Regions from separate parts of the Mus musculus genome. Here region 2 is linked to region 1. Evidence: chromatin loops called from intact Hi-C (ENCODE). Cell type or tissue: heart. All regions are shown on one strand.

Region 1 (8,000 bases):
GACAAAAAAAAAAAAAAGATTTAAACCAACCACCATGCAATTGTGAAACCGTGCAGCACCTTTATGCAATCATCACATATAACGCAATAATCAGCCCGGGATCTCAAACTTTTTTGAACAGCCAAATCTTCAAACTCCATTAAGAGAAATACTTTTCAGAACGGTCAGTGTTTACAGTGTATGAAAACAACATGCTGTGTAAACATGGCTCTCATTAAAGCTGGGAGTTAGGACCCAAAGATGTTGTAGGGCTCTCAAAATGCAATTTGAAAGCCAGTGGGCACATCAGCCTCCTCGGTCTGCAGATGAGGAGAAATGAGACCCAGGGTGGTTATGTGATCGGCGAAAGGGGACAGAGGACACAGGTGAGAAGACAGCCCATTTCCATTCAGTGTTCAGTGGGTATGAGGTGTGCTTTAGGTCCCAGGGATAAGAAAGAGAATAAGATGGTACTGTCCCTGTCCTGGAGTAGATCAAGCATTGGAAGTAATCATCAGTAAGGCTGCAGGGATGGAAAGGGGGCTGTGGGGAAGGCAGAGGAGACGTAAGTAAACTGAGGCCAAAGAGAAGGTGGCTGACCAAAAGGACCGTGAGAGAGTTGCACAGGAAATAAATTCTATGACCAGCAGCCCAGGACCCTATAGTATCTCAGACTCAAAGCTCTAGGGCAGAGGGCCGTAAGGCTCCAGAAGCAGGCTAGATCCAACAGGCATGGCAGAGGCCGTGACAATGGCCTCAGTCTGGCAGGCCAGGGAAGGGTTCTCATGCATACAGCCTGTCATTGGTATTAGAAGGCCACTTGCATTAAATGCCACGTGGTGTCCCGATTTGGATCCTAGAGGAGAAAATAAACACAAGTGAGAAACTTGAGAGAATCCACATAAATTCTGCCGTTCATGTACTAGTGATATAGGAATGCTGACTTCTTAGTTTTGCTACAGGTATCACACATGAGCCATTAACTTCTGGGAACGTAAGTGGAGGGCAAATGAAAGCCACACGATCGTTTTTTGATTTTTAAGGATTTTTTTTAATTATGCTTATGTGTGTGCACATGTGTTTGTGCACTCAGAAAAGCAGAAAGGTGTATCAGGTCTCTTGGAGCTGGGGTTCCAGGTGCTTGTGAACCACCTGATCTGAACTCTGGGAACGGAACCCAGGTCCTTTGGAAAAGCAGCAAAGACTCTTAACCACGGAGCTATTTCTGCAGCCTTTTTATACCTTTTTTTTTTTTTTTTTTTTTTGTAAATCTAAACCTATCTCAAAATAATCTACACTTGAAATGTACAAAATGGGAATGCAATGTCTGTATCAAGTGTATACCCCTCCAGCAGGGAAGAACAAAACTGTACGTGGGGACACAGATTACAGGATCTATGAAGACCAACATGGGCACAGTTTTCTTTGTACACTAGGCATCGTCCCAAGTGCGTCCCATGTCTAAGCCTCACAATCCTTGGGCTGGCATGTGGTCTACTCCTATTTTACAGGTAAAGGAGCCAAGGACACAGAATTAAAGTTAGGCTGATGGTTTATTGCAGCCCTGAAGGATGAATTAGATTGGAACCAAAGGCAAGGGAAAGAGAAAATTATGGGCAAATGGGACCAGCATATGCAAGTGTATAGACTGAGCTTGTCTAAAGACCCATAGTGACTGAATGCTATTGCTGGAAGACGATTACTGAAAAGAGCTGGCATTTAAGAATTTGGATCCAGGGCTGAAGAGGTGGTTCAGCATTAAGAGAGCGAATATTGTTTTCCCAGAAGACCTGAGTTCAGTTCCCAGCATCCACTTGTAACATCTCTAAGAGCTCGGATGTCTCCGGACACTTTGGACACTGTACTTCCATGCACATACACACAGTTAAAAATAATAAAATAATAAAAGCACTTGAATCCAGAGCTGGCCATGGTGAGACACAGCTATAAGCCTAGCCCTAGCGAGACGGAGACAAGAGAGTAAAATATCAACTTCATTTACATAGCAAGTTCAAGGCTAGCCAAGGTCACAAGGAGATCCTGTCTCAAAAAACAAAACCACAGTGTGGTGGGCCAGGCCAGTACTCACAGTACTCAGGAAGCAGAGGCTGGTGTATTTCTGTGAGTTTAAGGCCTTCTGGTATACATAGCAAGTTCAAGGACAGTGAGGACTACGTAAAGAGACTTTATCTCAAACACAAAACAAACTAACAAACAAGAATGGAATCTTTTGGATTGGAGAGCAAAAGAAAAAACAAAAAACAAACAAACAAACAGAAAAACCCAACCGCCCGCCTCTTAAGCCAGGTGTAGTGGCCCAGACCTTTATACTGTGAGTTCAAGGACAGCTTGGTCTACATAGTGAGTTCCAGGAGAGTCAGGGCTTCAGGGCTACCTAAAGAAACCCTGTTGAGAAAGAGAGACCCCGTTGAGAGAGGAGAAGAGGGGAGGGGAAGGGAAGAGGTAGGAGGAGGAGGAAGGGAGGAGGATGAGGAGGAAGAAGAGGAGGAAGAAGAGGAGGAGGAAGAGGAGGGAAAGAGAGAGAGTTGAATCAAGGAATTCAAGCATCAAAGTCCCATGTACTTGGTCAATATATTTTCCTCTTTGTCCTCAGTGTGAGGACCACATGGAAATTATGAGTACAGGGTCGAGGTGGACAAAAGCAGAAGTGAGATGATAGTGCCATCATGCAGGAATTGAGATAGTGCTATCACACACAGGGCACAGAAACAGCAGAGCCATCAAGTTCTTTTTGTCGTTTTCTTTTCTTTTCTTGGTTGGTTGGTTGGTTTGGGTTTGGTTTGGTTTGTTGGTTGGTTGTTCTTTTTGAGACAGGGCTTCTCTGTGTAGCCCAGGCTGTCTTGGAACTCACTCTGCAGACCATCTGCCTCCTGAGTGCTGGGACTAAAGGTGTGCGCCACTGCCCAGCAGAGCCATGTGGTTTGCTTTCAAGCTGGAACAAGACAGCTAAGCTAGAAGAAGCAGACATGGCACTGGGGCCCCTAGCTGAAAGACTGGGACCACAGAGAGTTGTCAGTTAGAAAGATTTCCTTTGCTGATAGGAAGGAAAATAAGACCAGGCATCAGGAGACACAGGCTGTGGTTCCCCACCCCCCAACCCCCGCCCCATGGCCTTTCTGTGTAGCTCTGGCTCTCCTGGAACTCACTTTATAGACCCTTGGCTTCGAACTCAGAGATCTTCCTGCCTCTGCCTCAAAGGGCTTTGGATGCCCTTGTACTAACAGATCCAGGAATGAACACTCAGCAAGTGTGGAGAAGGTAAGAGACCACAGCACTGACAGAACTTGGTGTGTCTGGAGTTAGTGCACAAGTGTTCAGCTCCTATGACGTGTTAGCCACAAGCAAAAAACAAATTCCTTTTGGCTTGGGCAAGTTTAAAAGCACTTGCAAGCCAGATGGGAGATTCCTGGCTGCCAGCCTGGCCACCAACCTGCTTAATTTGACAGGGCATCCTCTGGATTAAGACCCTCCCGTGGCTACCTGGCATGAGTCTGATTTCAGGCTTGACCTTACCGCAAGCTCAGGCAGGGTTAGAACCAATTATTTATTAGGCCGTTTCCTAATACCCAGCTGTTGCTCTCTTTCACAGTTTTCCCTGTGCTGACCTCTACTTTAAATCCAGTATCTTGAAGGATGGTCTGTGCCTGACAGACACCTCCAGTCAGCCCCTGTTGCGCCCCTTACCACAGAAGCCTTTCAGGTCCCTCCCAGCCCAGGCTAACGTAGATGTCCTGAATCTGAAAACCCCCACAATGCCGTGCTGCGGTGAGTGATTCTATAGAACTTCTGTTTCTGTGTCTCCCCCCCCCCCCCATCCCCACTAGACCCCGCTCCTGTGGGGCAAGGACCAACTATGAGACCACACAATGCATTCCCAAGTCAGGCGGTAGTGTGGTAGACAGTTTGTCCTGAGTTACACGGGTGAAGCATAAAAGGATACAGAGAGCATTCCTTTTGAGTGGAGTGACTTCTTTAGCAGGCTGAGCCCGTGGGCCCAAGAGTGGGAAACTGTCCCTCTCTTCCATTGTCCTGCCCCTCCCATTCTCCGAAAGGAAAATTTACATTTTATCAGAATTTGGCGCTACCCCAAGCCTCTGTGCCCTTGGGGCTGGGCTAAGGGCAAAGGGCAAAGTGGGTGTGGTCTGCTCAGCCCCGAACGAGGGAGTTCTGTTCTCTTGACTGGGAAACCCTGTCTGTCTGCCTCTCCTAGTCCAAGGATGGGGACAGAAGGTCCAGGCTTCAGGCTGCTAAGGGCCCCTCGGGCTCAGTCACCTTGGCAAGAAGCCACCCGGATGTGGTGGGTGGCGAACAGGATGGGGCGGAGAGTCCTGGCCGTTCTGGGACACCGACTGGATGGGCCACTTTCGCGGGAATCCCGCAAACCACTCAGAAACGAGGTGAAGGCAATGGGAGCCCACTTGGTTTGTCGCTCTTTGGGGAAAGCAGAATGCTTCGATTTCGGGACAAGGACCCCCTGAAGGCAATAAGGATTAAAGAAGACCCACTAGAAACCTGAGTGCCCTGATCTCTCACCCACTAATGTCTTGTCTTGCCTCAACTCTTCACAGCTTTCGCGGTTGGTCCTCCGCAAAGCTGTTTCCGTCTGGTGTCCAGATCTTGGGGAGCAGAAGCTTTGGCAACAGTTCTAGCCTGTGCTCTGCTTCTTTCTGCCACTCTCCATGCCCTCCTCTGGGCCTTTGTTTCCTCATCTGCGAAATGGTCCCAGGGTCGGACCAGAGAGTCAGAAAAGCCCTCGGAGCTCGGACAATGCCAGATCCAGCGTTCACACGGATCCCTACGGCAGCCCCCCTCCTCATCTTAACTCCACCCCTACCGAGCAGCTTCTCCCCCTTGCCGGCCGCTAGGGGTCACTGCCTCCCTTTGTCAGCGACCGAGGAGGGCAGCCCGCCCTCCGGCCCTTTCCACGACCGAACGGCGACCCAAGGGGCATCTTGCTAGCTTGGGGCCCTGAGCCGAACCCCACGGCCACGCTCGCAGCCACAGCTGCTTAGGACTGGGAGGTGCGGCCGCGCGGGCGGAGGCCGGGCCAGGGCTGGGCCGGGCGCGTGGGAGCCAGGAGGGGGTTAATGCTAACCCCTCCCCCCGGGCTGACATCACGGGAGAGCGGGTGAGAGGCTGGATCGGCGAGTGAGAGAAAGAGAGGGAGAGGAGAGAGCGCGGCTCGCCTCGGCACCGGGGCAGCTCCACATTGTTGCGGATCGCCCGCACCGAGCGCAGCGGCCGCGGTGGGGACCCGTGGCGCACCCGGCTCGCTCCCCTCGGTCCTCCGAGACCGTGCAGCCCCGAGCCCCGCGGGCAGCTGGCCGCCCTAGCCGCACACCACCGCCTGGGCCCCGAGCCCTCCGCACCGCCCGGCCACCCTCGGAGAACAGCCGGCCATGGACGCCTGCAAGTTGGAGCCGAGCGGGAGGGTGTGAGCGCGCCCAGGGCCGGGAGCCTGCGCCGCGCTAGCCCGGTAGCCGGGCGCGCCGGGGGTGGGTCCCTCTCCCCAGCCGGGCTTTGCGTGGAAGAAGAGGGCGGGGACCGGGGCGAGGAGAAGAGCGGAGGAGGCGAAGGGGGCATGACTCGTGCAACTTACTGCGGGCATCTGCCGAGGCTCTGAGCCGGCGGCAGCCGGGGACCGGATTGCGGCCGCGCGGATCCCACCCAGCCCACCCCGCCCCGACCGACGGCTGCGGCTGACCTGGATCCTCCGAGCGCCCGCCAACCGCCAGCGATCCGCCCTCGTCTTCCAGACTGGTTTCTGGAGCGCGAGGAGCGCCCTCCTGGCAGCCCCTTTCGCCGGACCCCCACCCCCCGATGGCTCGGATGGGGCTTGCGGGCGCCGCTGGACGCTGGTGGGGACTCGCTCTCGGCTTGACCGCCTTCTTCCTCCCAGGTAAGGCGATTGCCTCTGCCTCCCTCCATAGCCCCCCACCCAACCAGAACCTCCCCGGGACTTGGAGCTGGATGATGGGCAAGGCTACGGGTTGTAGGGAGCGAACGGAGCCAGAAAAGTTGGGTCACGCTTGGATAAGGGGGGGCAGGAGGTGGCACCGTGGAGAAAGGGGTTGAGAAGCCCAACAGCCTGCCCTGCAGGGTAGCAATCGGATGCACGTCTCTATGTAGCAAGAAAGCACTTTCTCCGCTCAGTTCTTCACAAAAATAATAATATGTAATAGGGTTCTATTTATTTAATAACCAGTTCTCAGCTCGAGAAGCAGTTTGGAAACACTGCGTGTTACATAAATGCAAAATAATCACCGTAATCACGGGCTTGGGGTATGAGACAACAGCCCCAGGGGGAGGGCGTCAGTCTCCTAGCTGGTGGGCTGTGGGCTAGGAGAGTGGCGGGGGTTGGGGGCGACTTCATTTCTTTTGGCGGCCTCTTGTCAGATGGTTTCGGGCTCATGGGGGCCCCCTCCTGCCCCACATCGCCCCACAGCGGGCGATCGGAACCTGCTCCTGCGGCACAGGCAGCTTCTTACTCACCTGCGGTTCCTTTTCTGGAGGGTGAGGTCGGGCCGCCTAGGGATCGCAAACTCCGGGCCTTGCGCGGGGCTGGGCTCCGTCTCGGAACTCCACTTCTAAAGCGGAGGGCTCTCCCAGGAGGAAGCTCCACGGGCTTCATGCCAGCCAGGTGGCCGCATGACCCACTTTCCCGGGAGGCCCCGAGGGTGTCCCGCGTGTCTTTCCTCGAGGTGTGAGCTGCCGGCAGAAGAGGGGTTAACTCCGCGCCCGACCCTGGGGTGGCCCATATTGGCCTATTCTGACGGATGGGGTGGGGGCGGGCGGAGGCTAGGACGGCCCAGGCATATTGTGCTGGGGAATGAACTGGAAAATGCGTTTAGGAGGCAAATCCTACCGAGTCCCCTCGCCTGGGTTTAACCCCTTGGGTCCCTGGGGAAGCAACTAGGCTGCCAGCAGGACACTAATTCGGGTCAAAGTGGGGAGAGTATCTCGCTAGCCAACTCCCCCGTCCCCCGTAAAGAAACCTGAGACAAGCTCTTGAGATAAGATGGGGTCTTGGAAGGCTTGTTTCGTGGTCGTCAACTCGGGGTGGCAAAATAGGGGGCTGGAATGCAGACAGAGACTTCTGGATTATTAAGAATATTGGATTCCCGGCCACTGTGATTCTGCAGGCTTGCCAGGCAGTTTGGTAAGGAGAGGTAGGCCTGCCTGTCCAGGTGTAGCTTGGACTCTCTCCTGGATGGCAAGAGCCTGGCCTCCTCTGCTTCCCTTACTGCCTCCTCCTCCTCCTGCTGCCGGCCTTCTCCGTGCTGGGGCGCTGCACCTCTCCAGCAGTGGTGGATGTCAGGAAAGCAGTTTGGGAAAGCCAGTACCTAGGCCAGTGTGGAGTGCTCCCCTCTTGGGTGTCCCAGGAAGGGACATTCCACATCCCTTTCCACTTCACAGGGGCATGCTGAACCCGTGGGGGCATGCTGAACCCGCCGCCACTGTGGTCTGGGTGAGAGTGACAGCCAGTCGGCTACTTTCTTGCTGATAGTGTTAAGTGCGGTGCACACAGAAACTCAGCCTCTGAATTTACATGGTCAGCATAGGCTGAACTTCAGAACGCCTTTTAATTCCCTAACTCTTCCTGGAACCCAGAGTAAGCCACTTGCCAAGAGCCCCTAAGGATTCCTAGCACACTAGGGGTTAACCTAATCCGGGGATGGACAAAGGGCCAGAGGGTTTGCGGAGGGATAAGCTCAGCACATTGTATCTGGTGCTTGGTTCCCCAGTTTTGGGTTGGAGCAGGTTAATTCCATTGGCGGGAGGTGGGGGTTGGGGTGGAAGGGGGGGTTGGGGTGGAGGGGGGGCGGGTTAGAGACCCATTGTACTCCACCCACACAAGAGGTGGAGACAGAGGTGACACTCACCTGGCTCAAAGCAGATACTCCCCACCAAAAACCCAACCGAGAGGCTAGGATGCCCAGAATGGAGTCACAGCCAAGAGATATTTAATAAGTGCTCTGCCGCTGACCATGACCGGTGGA
Region 2 (8,000 bases), 230 kb after region 1:
AGTGTAATTCATGTTCAATGGCTTTCTTGAAAGGCTGAGTACAAGGTCTGAGAGAGGCTGCAAGTGGATGCCTCGTGGTACCCTCTTGAAACCTGAGAGACTTGTGTTGGGGGCAGTCCCCTGCTCTGCACCTCATCAAAGCCAGGGCCAGAGACTAAACATACACACACACACATACACACACACACACATATCACATCACACACACATGCATTCACTCATACATACATTTATGCACTCACACATATGCGCTCTCATATACACATACATACACATTCACTCACACATACACACATGCACTCACACATATGCACTTACACATACATGCACTCACACATATGCCCTCGCAATCACAAACACACACACAAACACACACACACACTAGCTACAGGTCCAGCACACAGACAGTGAGAACCCAAGCCTGTCACTTGGGCATTACTGCTTCCATGTGAGTCAAGGGGGAGGGATCCTAGCAGAACCTCCAAGAAAGTACCACAATGACACCAGGCTCCTCAGTGTCCCCAGTGCCCTCGAAAGGTTATAACACTCACACATTCTTGAAGACTGTGCACACTCATGCACCCGTACTGTACATACTCACACTCACACTTCACACCAGTGGCACCTGGGACTGCCCACCCCACTGATTCAACCCATCTAGAGCACCATGTTTTACAACTTTGTGGAGCACCAGCTGAAAGCTAGGGACACCACAACCCCAGTAAAATCCCATTCTTTCCCTCACATGCATCCGTACCCCAATACTTAGATAGCCACTCACTCAGATATACCACACTTGATTTTGCATATTGTAATTTGTTCCCTTCCAGAAGGTCCCTGTGGGCAGCTCTGAGCCCCAGCAAATGTAAAAGTTCAGCCCCTAGAGTTCTGAGCACCCACGGGCAAGGCTGAGGGTCTAGGAGCTAATGAGATGAGATCGATGGTCCAGGTGCTCCTGGGTCAGTCCATGCTCGCATCTCATTCTTCCCACTTAGGCACAGGAGTCAGGGAAATTAGTAAGATTTCTGGCCTAAAGGGTCTCTTACATCATGCCAGGACTAGCACTGGGCACTTAAAACAAACAAACAAACAAACAAACAAACATACAAAAAATAAGCCCTCATCTTGAATCCTAGCAACCTGGCAAAGACATGCTTGTGTCAGCCACACCTGGCCCAGAAGTGCTCCAGCATCCCTCAAGACATCGCATCCCATCCCCTGTGCCCTGTAGCCCCATCCCCCACGCCTCTCTAGTTTACTTACGAAGGAAGGTCTCCAGGCGGGGCCCTGCTCTGCCAGGGATTGTGTGGAGAACAGGTCAGGGGCCCAAGAAGGCAGCCTGGCATCTGATGACTCTAGGCTGGCCAGCATACCCAGCCCTCCAGGTCCTAAAGCCAGTGGGAAGCAGAGTGGGGGTGGAGAGAAGCCAGGAGCTGGCAGGGCTAAGCGAGATGAAATATTGATGCCCGTCCTAGTAAAGCGAAGAACGCCGCTTGTCCATGAATAAAAGATAAGCTGGAGGAGCGGGCTGGGCAGCAGATTAATTAATCTGAGTGAGCCTTGCTCTGTGCTGTGGGGGATGGGCACAGTGGAGTAGACAGGCTGTCCCAGTACCCAGGACCCAAGGGACCAGCCAAGGCTCTCTGTTCTAGGCAGACAGCTAGGCAGGGTAGCATCACTGAGCACAGGCAGACAGGGAGAGGGGCAGAACTAGCCAGGTCTCTAGGACCAGAATCTGGCACCCAGGATGGCAGCTTCTGTGGCAGAGGAAGGTCACAGAGGTCAACTGTTTCAGAAAATGGCATTGCCGTTCTGAGCACTATCCTCCAATATCCTCTCCTGCCACCTCAAGCCCTCCCTCGGGAGTCTCTGAGAGCCAAGATGAATGGGGACAGGTGGCAGACTCAGGACTAACGTGCAAAGCTGGCCACCCTGGGCATACCTTTGATGTGGTTCAAGCTTTAGTTCTGCAAAGGGAAAGGGTAAAGCAGGAGCCATGGGGCCCTCCCTGCCCCTCATCCCATGACAGCCTCAGGTCCTTGACTGCCTCTGCTGTAGGACAATATGGAAATGCTGGCCGAGTAGTGCAAGGCACAACATTCCTGGACATGGTGACGGCAGGCTCAGCAGGACACAGAGCTCACAACCTAGTGTGCATCTGTCATCCACTGGCTGTGGCAGCTTTCACAAGCTCTTGGCAGTTTTACATTTCCCAAAGGTGACATTAGGACAGGGTGGTGACAGTCCTCATCATGCCTTCCATCCACAGGATCCCGCTGGATCAGCCCCAGGCTCTGTGTTGTCCTAATGGGCTCCTGGGGTCAATGCCCAAGCTGACAGTACAGCTCCTCCCACCAGCCATCCCCAGTGTGACATGGGGACCCGTTGCTCAGTGTGCCATCCTGTTCACCCCTCTGTCCACACACAAACTGTTCTCTGGGAGAGGATTGGGTCAGATGCCAGGTGGCCACAGCTGATGCCAGCTACAGCCCCACACAAGCGACAGGACACCTCCAGATGGTCTCTTCCCCGACCCACCCCCAAGCTGGTAGCATTGACCATAATCAAGAGCAGCTCCTAGAATTCAGCCCAAGATCATACTTGGGTGCTGCTGGAGATGGGGCCATGCAGCCTGCACCAGCCCAGGCTGGTTCCCTCCAGAACCACAGCCACGACCTCTACCATGTCTACCCTGGCTAGGCTACCAGTACCACGGCTACCCTGTTCCCACACCTCAGCCTCTATGGCCAGCTCACGGCCTTTCCCATCTCTCCCGATCAGCAGGTATTCATCATGAGCAGTCTGCTGACATCTTCTGTACTCTGTCTCCTGTTTGCTATTTAACTTTACTTCCTGTGGGTTTGAGCCCATCTCGTCCATCCATTCATGACTCCGTGAATGCAGGAACAAGGTCACTTTGGTCCCTCCAGTTCTCCCAAAGCTGTGCACAGCCGTGAGCACAAGGCGGAAGCGCTGCATTCATGTCTGCTTAAGTGACTATGAAGGACTGGTAGCCCTCATACCTCCCGTCTCTATAACAAGAGTTAGCCCTTCCAGCAGGTACCCACTCTGTATGTTCCCCGAGACTATCTCACCTTCATTACAACCTTCTGGACAGGCAAGTCTCTCCCAGCAGCCAGATGGCAAAACCCAGGTGCTCACTTAACCAAGGTCATGCAGCTGGCAATCAACAAAGCTGGGAACAAGCCCTAATCTAGGCTTAGAGTTCTATCTGGTACATCAATCTGGTGATTACAAGATGCATAAGGGTCCTTAGGATCCCTCACCTGCTGAGGAGCAGGGATGTCGAAGAAGAAAGGTCTCCAAGGGTTGGCAATGAGCATAGCTAGACTTAACCCGAGGATTCCATCTGCCCCCTCTCCCTGCACCTGTCCCCATCCCAGAAGGAAGGACAGAGATGTGACCGAAGGCTAGGGAGGCTGGCTAGGCTGCTATGGGATTCATAAAGATTCCTTGGGCTCGGCTATCAGAAGCTGCCTGATATCTCACTATCACTGGGATCCCGAGCCTAGTGATAGGCAAGATATTGGTGGCTCTCCACAAACCAGCGGTAATGGTAGATAATCTGAGTCCAATCAGGAAAGAAACAGGCAGAAGCTTGGCCCAAGAGGCACATATACTGTCACATGCCCATCCAAGAGTGTTACCTCTGAACTAAGAATAACAGAGGTGAACTTCTGCAAAAAAAGTATCTGGGAGCCAGGAGTCCAGTATCGTTGTGGTTATCATGCCACCTGCTGGCCATTTAGGGAATAGCATTACAACTGGACGTGGGCATTCATCCAATGTCTCTGCATGGCAGGTAGCATTTGAAGGCTGGGTACACAGGAATAAACTGAAAGACCACAAGCCAGGCCTTGGTGGAGGTTACAGTTGGAAGGGAGAGAGTGTTAAAGAGTGGATCTGACATGTAATATACACATGAAAGGGTGCAGGAGTCTTATGCGCTAAGGAGGAATATACAGCAGACAGGAAACAACACCTGGGATACTGTGATCTTATTCAAGAGGTCAGACATGGCCTCACCAAGCCAGGGACGCTGAGGAGTGTCCAGGAGGTGAGGAAAGAGCCATGCTGGTTTCTGAGCTGGCTCACACCAAACTGAAGTAGGAATGAGTTCCACCTGGAAGGTCTGGGAATCTAATTGGGAGGGGCTGGGTATGGCAGAACCTGAAAGATGACTTCAAACGCCTGGGACTTTATTGCTTGGCTCAGCGGAGAAAAACAGCGTTGTCTAGTCTTTTTATCCCAGCACTGGTAGAGACAGGACTCAGGAACTTGGACAAACTATATAGGGGGCTACCACTAGGTCATACCATTGATCTTTAAGAGCTTGCCTTCTTAAAGTGCTATATCGTTCTATTTGAGAGCAGCCTATAAGTCAAGGTCAAGAAGGGATGCAGGGAGACCGGTTAGCAAACCAAAGCAACTTCTGATCAGGATCCCAGGCAGGTGTCGAGGCAAAGGGCTTTCTGGGACTCAGAAATGACTTTGCAGTCAAAGCTACAGAGAGAGTATGCTGTACTACACTGAAACAGACTGGGCATGTGACAGTATATGTGCCTCTTGGGCCAAGCTTCTGCCTGTTTCTTTCCTGATTGGACTAACATTATCTACCATTACTGTTGCTTTGTAATGCTCCGGATCCCGGTGATAGTGAGATATCAGGAATCTTTATGAATCCCATAGCAGCCTAGCCAGCCTCCCTAGCCTTCGGTCACATCTCTGTCCTTCCTTCTGGGATGGGGACAGGTGCAGGGAGAGGGGGCAGATGGAATCCTCGGGTTAAGTCTAGCTATGCTCATTGCCAACCCTTGGAGACCTTTCTTCTTCGACATCCCTGCTCCTCGCAGGTGAGGGATCCTAAGGACCCTCATGCATCTTGTAATCACCAGATTGATGTACCAGATAGAACTCTAAGCCTAGATTAGGGCTTGAGACTGACGGGCTCAGGGAGATCAATGGGGACCCCCATTTAGGATTTGTGGGATCAGAGCTGATTGTCAGATGTCTGTGGGTAGCAGAACCTGGAAGCAGGCTAGAGTGCCTGCCTAGAGTTGAACTACAGCACTTGGGCGATATTTAAATCCTGGCACTAAAAGGACCCGAGGCCTGAGGGATGATGGTCTGGACACCAGGGCCCTGTGACATCTCAAGGTCAGAACATTAGAGAAACAGGGAAGGAGAGGCCAGACAGTGGTGAGAAGCCAGACCAGACCCCAAGTCAGGAAGGAGAAGGGAGCCACTGATCCTTGTTAAGAGATGGCCAGGGCCACTGGGACAGGGTCACCCGAGTAGTCCCAACTATAAATGCAAGAAATAAACAAGTGCCCACAAGCACAGGGACACAGAGCCCTCTTGAAATGTTGGAGGGAGTGTGAAAAAAGCAGTCACTTTGGGGAAGAAAAAGATAATCCCTCAGAACGCTAACCATAGGGTTTATCCCACGGCTCTGTAGTCACTCCCAGATAGAGGCTCAAAAGATGAAAGCACACATTGTTGCCAACACTGAAACAAAGAATCAACCGCTTGCTCTGTGCTCCAGACGCCACCTGCTCTTGGCTTTCTGATTTTACTTAACTAGAGATAACACCTCTGCTCACCATTCCCCGAACCCTGTCCTTGGAGACTGGGGCCTCCTATCTCCTCATCTGTGGTTGCTTCTTTTCTCTTTTTTCAAAAATGCGTTTCTGAAGTTGCCGTGTTACACACGGGACTGGGTTAGTAATGAAAACAATCCAAATGTCCATCACCAGTAAACGAAATGTGGTATATCCATACAGGGGAATGTTAGTAAGCCATAAAAAGGAATAAGGTACAACTGCTTCAAGTTACAATGGGGACAAGAGCCTAAGAGAAAGAAGCCAGTCACAACGGACCACAGGTTGTGAGTCCAGTGATAAGAAGTGTTGAGAGGACCTGAATCTAAAGTACTAGACGTCTCCACAGTCAGCACAGGGATGGTGGCCAGGGCTGGAGGTGGGGTGGTTACTCATGGGTTCAGGATTTCATAGGAGAAAAATATTCAGGAATTAGAGAGCGCTGAGGGTTGCGTAACTCAGTGACTATGCTTCACACTACCGAATGTAGACTTTCAAATGCAAACTTTATGGAGTATGCTATATCTTTTTTTTTTTTTTTTTTTTTTTGAGACGAGACAGGGTTTCTCTGTGTAGCCCTGGAACTGTCCTGGAACTCACTTTGTAGACCAGACTGGCCTCAAGCTCAGAAATCTGCCTGCCTCTGCCTCCCAAGTGCTGGGATTAAAGGCTTGTGCCACCACTGCCCGGCATATGCTATATCTTAATATTACATAATTTTTTACAGGCTTTGGTTGGAATGGAGGGGCAGCCTCAGCCCAGGAAGGAGGCAGAATATAGGGGGCACAGAGGTCTCTGTGCTCACAGATAAGCTCTGGGGAACCTGGACTGTTAAGCACACGGAGTTGTTCCTTCATGGGAAGAAATGCCATATCTGTTATCCTCCCAGGAGGCTAGAGCAGACATGCTTACTAGCCTGGTGACCTTTGCTCTATCTGTGTGGCTAGAGGCTCTTCCAGCACTGAACCCTCCCCCAGACCCTTAGTGTGAGCTTGTTTTTCCTCAATCTATAGAATCTATCTGTCTTAGCAAGGGTTTATTGCTGTGAAGAGACACCATGACCACAGCAACTCATAGAAAGAGAACCTTTCATTGAGAATGGCTTACAGTTTCAGAGGTTATCATTATCATCATGGTGGGAAGCCTGGCAGTGTGCAGGCAGGCATGGTGCTGAAGAGGGAACTGAGAGTTCTACATCTGGTTCCACAGGCAGCAAGAAGTCAACTAACCTGAGCTTCTGAGACCTCAAAGTTCAGCCCCCTAGTGACACACTTCCTCCAACAAAACCACATCTACTCCAACAAGGTACACCTCCTAATAGAGCCACTCCCTAAGGGCTTTGGGGGAGGGACCATTTTTATTCAAACCACCACACTATCTTTATGGACTTTACAACGTGCTTCACTGTAGTATGTCTGATCTGTATTTAGCCTACTTTGTCCTCGGGGAGATTCATGTATACATTGTTGTGCTTGCAGAATTGAGTTAATCACCACAGTAACTGTCATCAAACTGTGCTGTGCTTAAAATAAAACACTCGGGTCAGACTCCTTGTCTTAGTTAGGGATTCATTGCTGTGAAGAAACACAATGACCATGGTAACTCTTATAAGGGAAAACATTTCACTGGGGCTGGCTTACAGTTTCAGAGGTTTAGTTCATTATCATCATGGTAGAAAGCATGGCAGTGTGCAGGTAGACTTGCTGCTGGAGGAGCCGAGAGTTCTACATCTTGATCTTCAGGCAGTTAGAAGGAGACTGGATTTTTTTCACACTGGGTGAAGCTTGAGCATTTAAGACCTCAAAGCCTCCACAGTGACAAACTTGATGTCTAAGATGTCCACATCTCCAACAATGAGGCCACCCTTCCTAATAGTGCCACTCCCTATGAGCCAAGCATCCAAACACATGATTCTATGGGGCTATCTCTATTCAAACCACCACACTCCTAAAGTTTGAGCTAACACCAGCTACTGAGTCGTCCTTAATCAAGTTAACTGTCTTTTGGCTTCCCAAAGATCATCTCTCTGCAGATCTGTGAAGGTCAAGAGACCCCGACAGCAGAGGACGTGGACACTGTTGAAGATGGGACGGGTGTGGTGAGGAAACTGTGGGCATTCCCTCCTAGTGCTTCTATATTCTCAGTGAGACAGGAAGTAAAGTTCTCAGCTGAGGTAGAAAACAAGGCCTTCAGGAAAGAACAAAGACAAAAGAGTCAAGCAGCAAAAGGGAAGGTGGCCCTGTGGCCCTGTGAAGGAGGGCTAAGGGCCTCGCACCAAGTTGCCCCAAATCCCTTGATTAGGTAAAGAGCCTAGTCGCAGGAGCTGTGCTCTATACACACATACCACCTGCCCCCTGAACATACAAGTGCACACATGGA

What was found. A loop is a pair of places that touch in the nucleus more often than their neighbours do. Peaks named below come from ENCODE experiments on the same cell type or tissue, not always from the same donor. Only the 100,000 strongest peaks of a DNase experiment are listed, where the experiment ranks them.
Region 2: it touches region 1 in a loop (14-fold over the local background); 16 of 42 quality-filtered maps call a loop at or near these places.

Annotation. Positions count from the first base shown.
Region 1 is chr9:43,738,824-43,746,823 of GRCm38, forward strand. It overlaps Nectin1 (nectin cell adhesion molecule 1), which reads left to right and starts at 5,131. Exons shown (of 6, transcript NM_021424.3): 1 at 5,131-5,899. The coding sequence starts at 5,821. It overlaps Gm46108 (a long non-coding RNA gene), which reads right to left. Exons shown (of 4, transcript XR_003948147.1): 3 at 6,493-8,000; 4 at 36-835. In heart, CTCF peaks have their summits at 4,864 (motif pointing right) and 6,443; DNase peaks (open chromatin) are centred at 4,288, 5,018, 6,018, 6,588 and 1 weaker place; H3K4me3 peaks cover 4,224 bases; H3K27ac peaks cover 3,420 bases; H3K27me3 peaks cover 1,244 bases.
Region 2 is chr9:43,968,737-43,976,736 of GRCm38, forward strand. It overlaps Gm30373 (a long non-coding RNA gene), which reads right to left and starts at 5,434. Exons shown (of 2, transcript XR_003948148.1): 1 at 1,264-5,434. In heart, no CTCF peak of the experiment used is centred here; DNase peaks (open chromatin) are centred at 2,255 and 3,775; H3K27me3 peaks cover 1,464 bases.